Regions from separate parts of the Mus musculus genome. Here region 1 is linked to region 2. The links are chromatin contacts, found by POLR2A ChIA-PET in ENCODE. All regions are on one chromosome and are shown on one strand. Each heading gives the region's core, a stretch centred on a gene start or an enhancer-like site at or near the end of the contact. The rest is flanking DNA. Distances are from core to core; before and after follow the strand shown. Region 1 overlaps Znrf3 (zinc and ring finger 3). Region 2 overlaps Znrf3 (zinc and ring finger 3).

Region 1 (3,556 bases), core at 333-2,832, 120 kb before region 2:
ACTTCAAGACCTGCCTTCTTATCTGCACCATCTTCTGTTGTACTGCTAAGGAGGCTTTTGACTTCTAAGGCACACATGTTGTTTCTGGCCAGTCTTAAACTCCAGTGGCTCTGCCTGTGGCTCTTAGGCCCTGGACTTTGTACACACACATCTCTGGATTTCAAAGCTCTCAAAAAAAAAAAAAAATTCCTGTACATTTAAAGTGTGTGCTGTGTCCCTTCTCTCTCTGGAGGAAAGTGAACTTTCCATAGAATTCCAATGAGGAAAAGCTAGCCAGATGACTACCCTTGGATATGTGCCCTTGGCCTTCCTCTGGCCTAGAGGACTGATGGAATCTATCCTACCACTTGCAAGAGAGAACAAGGCACAGGACCTGTTGAGACACAGAGCACGGCTCTCTAGGAGTACTGGCTGCAGAAACCACAGCGTCACAATTTTTAAACACCAACATGAGAGACACCATTCTTTTCTGCAGTCTACAGACTTGCAGAGTGGCAGTAACAAGCTTCTGTTGTTGTATGGGGTCCTGTGCCTACTGCCAGTGAGGTCATGTAGGGGAAAGTGGTGGTGGTTGTGGTAGGGGCAGGTCATACCAATGGAGGTCAACCAGTGGACCTGACCATACCTACCACCACCACCAGCTCTCTCTTGGTGGGGTTTCCTGGTCTAAGCAGCCCACTCACTGGGTCCTTGTGTACCCCTTCTCTCTGGAGGTCACTAAATGGACTTTAAACCTTCACTCCTTACTTTCTCCTTCCTTCACTGCCTCTAGGCAGTGACCACCCAGGCACCAGGCTCTTGCGTATTCTGCACAGCCCTGTGCCCTAAAGTGTGAGTCATACTAGGCAAAGGGGCTCAAAGACACTCACCAAGGGCCCTGTTTTCCGACAGAAACTTTTCATTACATAGGAAATGAGGTCACACACTAGGGCACACAGGGAACCAGTGAGAAAAACTTGGTGCCAAGAAACAAGGTGGGGGTGGTGGTGGTGATGGTAATGTTAAAAAAAATGGGGAAACCTGACACAAGCCACCAGGAGAGATCACCTGTGCTCTAGAGTAATTTGTACTAGGCACACACAGAATTAAAAACAAACAAAAACCAGTCCTGATTTCCTCTAAAAGTACATATAGCATATCTGATTTTACCAAGTCACATTTGGAAGGCACTTTGTTGGCTTATTGCAGGCTTTAGAGACCCCAATTCAAAAGAAGACCACCACAGAAAGAGGACCAGAGGATGGGGTTGCAGATAGGGTTACTTCCTCTAGGGTGGGAGGTGAGGGCAGTGACATAGTGTTGCCCGCTCCACTGACTTGGCTCCTCATTCCAGGGCTTGGCTGCAGCCTGGCCTGACCTTCCAGGTTTCCCTGGCAAGTGATCAAAGCTCTGAAGCCACAAACACAGTTCAGAATTCAGAGGCCCTGCGGCCAACCCCCCCCCCCCAAGTCACCCCTCTCAGTCCCCTCCCCCATGACTGCCTTTCTGCCAGCTCCCATCCGGCTGCACTGAGAAAGGGCTCTCCCACCAGCTGTACTCCTACCCACCACAAGATACTTCTTGCCATAATTAAAGTCATTAAGTCTCCAAAGGCTCCCATGGGCTTCAAGTTCTAAGTTCCCGAGAGTGAGTGAGTGAGCGAGCGAGGGAGCGGATGAAGGATTTTTAAGTCCTAGTTAAGATTATGCTGATCTATTCAGGAGACATGTAGCAGCGAGAATCCAGCGGTTAAGTTAATGGTTAAGGCTGCCTAAGTTTAAACAGTGTTATTTATTCTCAAAATATGCAGCAGCCTCCACTTAATTCCTACTAATTAAAGGAACCAACAGAAGAGGCTGGAGTCTGTAGTCATGTACGGCGCCGATGTACAGGTTGTGAGTCTTTTCACAATCAGAAACTACTGGGTGTTAAACGGAAATGCATTTCCTTAGATCTTAATCTCAAACACAGACTTTTAGATCAGTTCCAAGAAACACAATGGTCCCCTTTGTTTTGACACCTGACAAGGAGCACCAAAAACTCAAAGAGAGCCTGTGCACACCCTCCTGTTCCATCCATCCTTCTGAGTAAATGAAGGATGTTATGGAAAAATGGCTGTAGAGCTGTCTATGCCTGAAAGAGAAACTTGTAGAGGACTTGGAAGCTGTTACCTTGCCTTGGGAGGTTCTCAAAGTCCCATTTCAGGCCAGATCTTATTAGGTCTGTAACTGGAAACTTCAAAAAAGGACCACTGCCTTCTGTACATGTGGCAACTAATTAATATAAACAAGTGTTAATTAGGTGGCAGAACCAGACTTAACAACCTTGCCTGCAAAGTCTGAGCACCTCAGCGGCCCTCTGGAGAATCAGGGTAGGTTCTTGCAGCAAGGGGCTTTGTTCTTAAGATTGGCCTACTGAGAGAGAAACTGGGGGACTGAAAAATAAAAATAAACTAAAAATCACTGCCTGGTGAGGTGTCTCAGTGAGTAAGGACATCTGCCATCAAGTTTGATAGTTTAGTTTGATCCCTATGTTCTGATGCTGATGGACTAGTAGGAATCTGGATCTAATTAAGCAGAACCCAGCAATACTTGCGATGAAGGAAAAGAAATTACAATACTCTTGAATCAGGTGGTAAACAGATTTAAAAGCAAATTCAAAACAGAAATATTCTGACTATACAACTTTAACACTAAGCACAAAATATCCTAGACTATACTGAGGAATATACACTATTCCTCAGTTCCTCATTAGAGTGTGCTCACAGTTCACCTGCCACTTGGAAGGGGCTTACACACATGCAGGTGGCCTCTCAGTCTTCAAACACCAAGTTCCCTTCACCTTGCTTAGAGACCTATGTTGCCATAGTCATCTGTCCCTAGGAGGATAGGAAGCTATAGGAAGGACTGGGAACTAGCACAGGGCCATCTTGGGTGTGGATTAAGGGGATGATAAGCTAGGTCTTCTGCTAACACCACACATCTTGTCATCAGCAACAGTGACTGGAAGCATGAAACTTCAGAAGGGAAAGTAAAATACTCATTAATGTTTGAGGTGAGACACTCAGTGCTTCCAAATGTGCGCAACTGCAAGGCTAGGGCAGCTGGCTCCACTACAGAGCCAGAAGCTTGTAAGTTATATATCTTGTCTATGAATTAGAGGGTTGACATTTAACCTAAACCTCTCCCAATCCCATCCCATCCCATCCCATCTCCCATCCCATCCCATCTCCCATCCCATCCCATCTCCCATCCCATCCCATCTCCAATTCCATCCCATCCCATCCCATCCCATCTCCCATCCCATCCCATCCCATCCTATCTCCCATCCCATCCCATCCCATCCCATCCCATCCCATCCCATCCCATCTCCCATCCCATCCCATCCCATCTCCCATCCCATCCCATCCCATCCCATCCCATCCCATCCCATCCCATCCCATCCCATCCCATCCCATCTCCCATCCCATCCCATCCCATCCCATCCCATCCCATCCTATCTCCCATCCCATCCCATCCCATCCCATCCCATCCCATCCCATCCTATCTCCCATCCCATCCCATCCCATCCCATCCCA
Region 2 (3,273 bases), core at 640-3,139:
AAGAATTTAAACTTCTCACCTCAGAGTTTATCTCCTTTGAGCCTCAAGAGGAATGAATATCTAACCTAGCCGAGCTTGTGCCATATACTCTTTCCAAATTTCATGCATTCACTAAGGTAGACAAGTCTGGAAAATGCATCCATTCAACACAGCCTAGCACCTCCAAGGTGACTGGACCTCAGACTACCAAACTTACAGCATGAAAGTAAATTTGGGAAACACGGCCACACCAACCAACCTCAAGATGATAACCCAACAAAGTGAGGCTTGAATATCAGCCAGTGATCCTTACAGGTTATCACACACACACACACACATAACCTGCAAACAGCTTATTAAATTTTCACAATAAAACCCACCTTTGCTTCTTGCTATCCCCATCCCCCAAAATGCCACAGAACAAGTGTCGTGGGTCCAGGGCTAGAATCACTTTGGGGTTATATCATATGTTCTGGCATGGCATAGCTTCTAATTCCTTGCAAATCATCACTCATAAAGATCATAACCTGCTGAGTTGAAATGAAAAAGCACTCCTATCATCTTCAAAAGGTGTGCCCTTGGTTCTAGCTGGTGGTGACTCTATATCCCAGGGCCTTTAAGGTAAAAGTGGATGTGCTCTTGACCTATCCTACTCATAATCCACAGGCACAAACCCTAAACCAGCTTACACAGGTACTATATACATAGTACAGAATCTTCCCAAGTCCTTTTAGAAAAAGTTTTGTGATCAAGTATATTTGAGTAATGTCAGATTAAACAGATTTTTTTTCCTCCAGTAGGACTTTCAGGGATAATATAAAATAAATAAACATCATTTCTCAAAGTAAGTTCATAAAATTCTTTCACCCTAGATCATTCTGCAGTATTGCTATCTTTTAGAAGATACCTTGAGAAAAGCTCATCTTGGGCACACTTCACAGAAACCTACATATGGCTTAGAGAGTACACATCAAAATCGAGCACTGTAGAATACACCTTTAATCCCAGCACTAGGGAGGCAGGGGCAGATCTCTGAGTTCAAGTTCAGTGAGCTCCATGATAGCCAAGACTATATAGAGACCCTGTGTCAAAAACACAAACAAAAAAAGTACACATCTATTTATATACTGATGTCCTGAAATTTTATAATTTCCCAAGCCAAATTAAATCAAGCCATTTCAGGATGAGAGAATAGCTCCATAGTTAAAAGCACATACTGCTCTTTCAGAGGACCCAAGTTTGGTTCCTAGAACCCAAGTCCTGAGACTCAAAACTGCCTATAACTCTTACAGGAGGGGATCTGACACCCTGTTTTGACCCCATTGGAACCTGCACTCATGTGGCATATACAGACATATACACATGAATAAAAATGAATTAATCTTAAATCAAGGCACTCAATAAAGATCCAAGTTAGTGAGAACTTAAAAAAAAAAAAAAAAAAAAAAAAAGTGTCCTTGAGCCTAGAAGTCTTTGCCCATGCCCAAAAGAACTAAATCTCCCAGGCTCACTGAGACACTAGCAAAGGCCAGGAAGGCTTCCACCTCACTTCCCTGAATGACCCTGTGAGAATGGAGCTAACAGAAGGGCTTTTAGACTCCCAGCTGTAAAATCTAGCACAGTTAAAAAGATAAGGTTCAACTGTAATCCAACACAGCTAAAAAATAAGGAATAATAATTAAAGACTTGGGAGTGCTTTTTGTTGTTGTTGTTGTTTTCTTTTCTTCTGTTTTCTAAGGGGAAAAAAGGAGTAGGCAAAGGAAAGTAACATCCAATGGAGCTGACACTGTGAGAAGCAGGATAAGAAAACCCAGTTAAACACTCCGAGGAAAACCCTGCCTGCACTGGCCTGGTTCATTCTGCACCTCTTGCCCTAAATAAAAAAGCTGACACGTGCTTCAGTTCTGGCTAGAACAAGCACTGTTTCTGGAACAGCTCCACCTTGGTTACGTGTTTCTACTTTAAACATTCCACAGTTGCTGAAGGCCTCCCAGGAGCATCTGCTCCTGTTTCTCCTGCAGAAAAGTGTTTGTTTAGTTTGATTACAACTTTGAAGAGGGAGAGAAATTCTGGCTCAGAGAATTTAATGGCGGGCCCTTCTCTTACATAATTTGTAAACAAACAGAGTTTATCCCAGTGTGGCTCATTTGGCTCACTAGCTGTATTAAAAGAAAAAAAGAAAAAAGAAAAAAAAAATCCTCATTCAATTTGGAGAAGCCACAATAACACCCATCAATAGCCAGAAAAATGTCCAAACCAACCTATCACTCTATTGCCTAATACTAAGGCTAGGGGTGGGACATGCTTACAAGCTCTCTGCTAAAACCGAGGTCTGCCCATTGACATCCCCAGACTGAAGGGTGAGGAGCAGAACTTGAAAGATGCCTGATCAACTGTTCTCCAGAAGTCACCACACTCTCCTGGTCTACTTTCAAAACCTCAGAAAATAAGTTGAGCCAAGGTCAAATGCCATACAACAGCAATTTTCTCCCAAGGTGCTGTGAGTGGCTAAGTGTACAAGCAGAAAACAATTTGTCATAAATAATCCTAAAAGCCAAAGCTGTTGTATTTATCTTTAATAAAGTGAATTTAAGACTGTCAAAAGAACGTGACTCCCTGACATTCCAAATTATTTTCTTCATAGGAGTAACTGCTAGAACAGCCCCTGCATACTGCTGCTGTAGAGCATGGGCAGGAGGGAGGTCAAGCCATCAAAACTCTAGCAGTAAACATGGATGCCATCTGTGTTCTGCCTGAGGGGCTCACCTCTGCCTGGTTGTATTCATAGTCATCCTTAACTTCTAAGCTATGTGTCCTCCCTCTCTAGTTAGGTGCTCTTTCCCACTTAGATGAAATCCAGCTACAGGTCTCAGATTCCTGGCAGGACTCTGACTTGAGGCCACATGCCCCAAGTTCACATGCCTGCCAGTCTACAGATGGCAGGACTGAGGATCAGGAGAGAAGAGCTGGTTCCCCCTTAGGTCTCATTTCACTGTTATGATTCTGGCCATTCCTCACATGGTCTTTCCTTTCTCCTGCTTTGCCTTGAGCTTATCTACACCAGATGACTCTGATATACACAGCAAAAATAAGCCCCTACTCAGTGCCAACCCAGCCTGGATCTCAGCAAAAGAAGTGGGGTATCAGGGCAAATCCAAGAACAGGCCTTCCTTAAATGGGGCATAGCCCAGGACCATCCTCTGGTTTCTAGACACTCTTGGCCTTAGGCATGTAGCACTCAGCCTTTGTAAGTAACACTGCAACCATCTAAAGTTCCTGTCTTTTCCAATGACC

Evidence for each region. ChIA-PET counts read pairs that join two places held with the same protein, here RNA polymerase II (POLR2A).
Region 1: POLR2A ChIA-PET joins it to region 2 with 19 read pairs in Patski. The contact joins two enhancer-like sites. POLR2A ChIA-PET finds 5 or more read pairs at or near these places in 2 of 5 experiments (Patski and embryonic stem cell).

The regions. Positions count from the first base shown.
Region 1 is chr11:5,295,909-5,299,464 of GRCm38, forward strand. The region is part of intron 2 of Znrf3 (zinc and ring finger 3); the gene reads right to left. Among named protein-coding and RNA genes, the nearest start is that of Kremen1, 36 kb to the left of the region's middle. Within about 2 kb of position 1,583, at least 1 of the 3 ENCODE cell types and tissues checked has a DNase peak (open chromatin) inside an H3K27ac peak, as active enhancers do.
Region 2 is chr11:5,420,161-5,423,433 of GRCm38, forward strand. All of the region lies in intron 1 of Znrf3 (zinc and ring finger 3), which reads right to left. Among named protein-coding and RNA genes, the nearest start is that of Znrf3, 23 kb to the right of the region's middle. Within about 2 kb of position 1,890, at least 2 of the 3 ENCODE cell types and tissues checked have a DNase peak (open chromatin) inside an H3K27ac peak, as active enhancers do.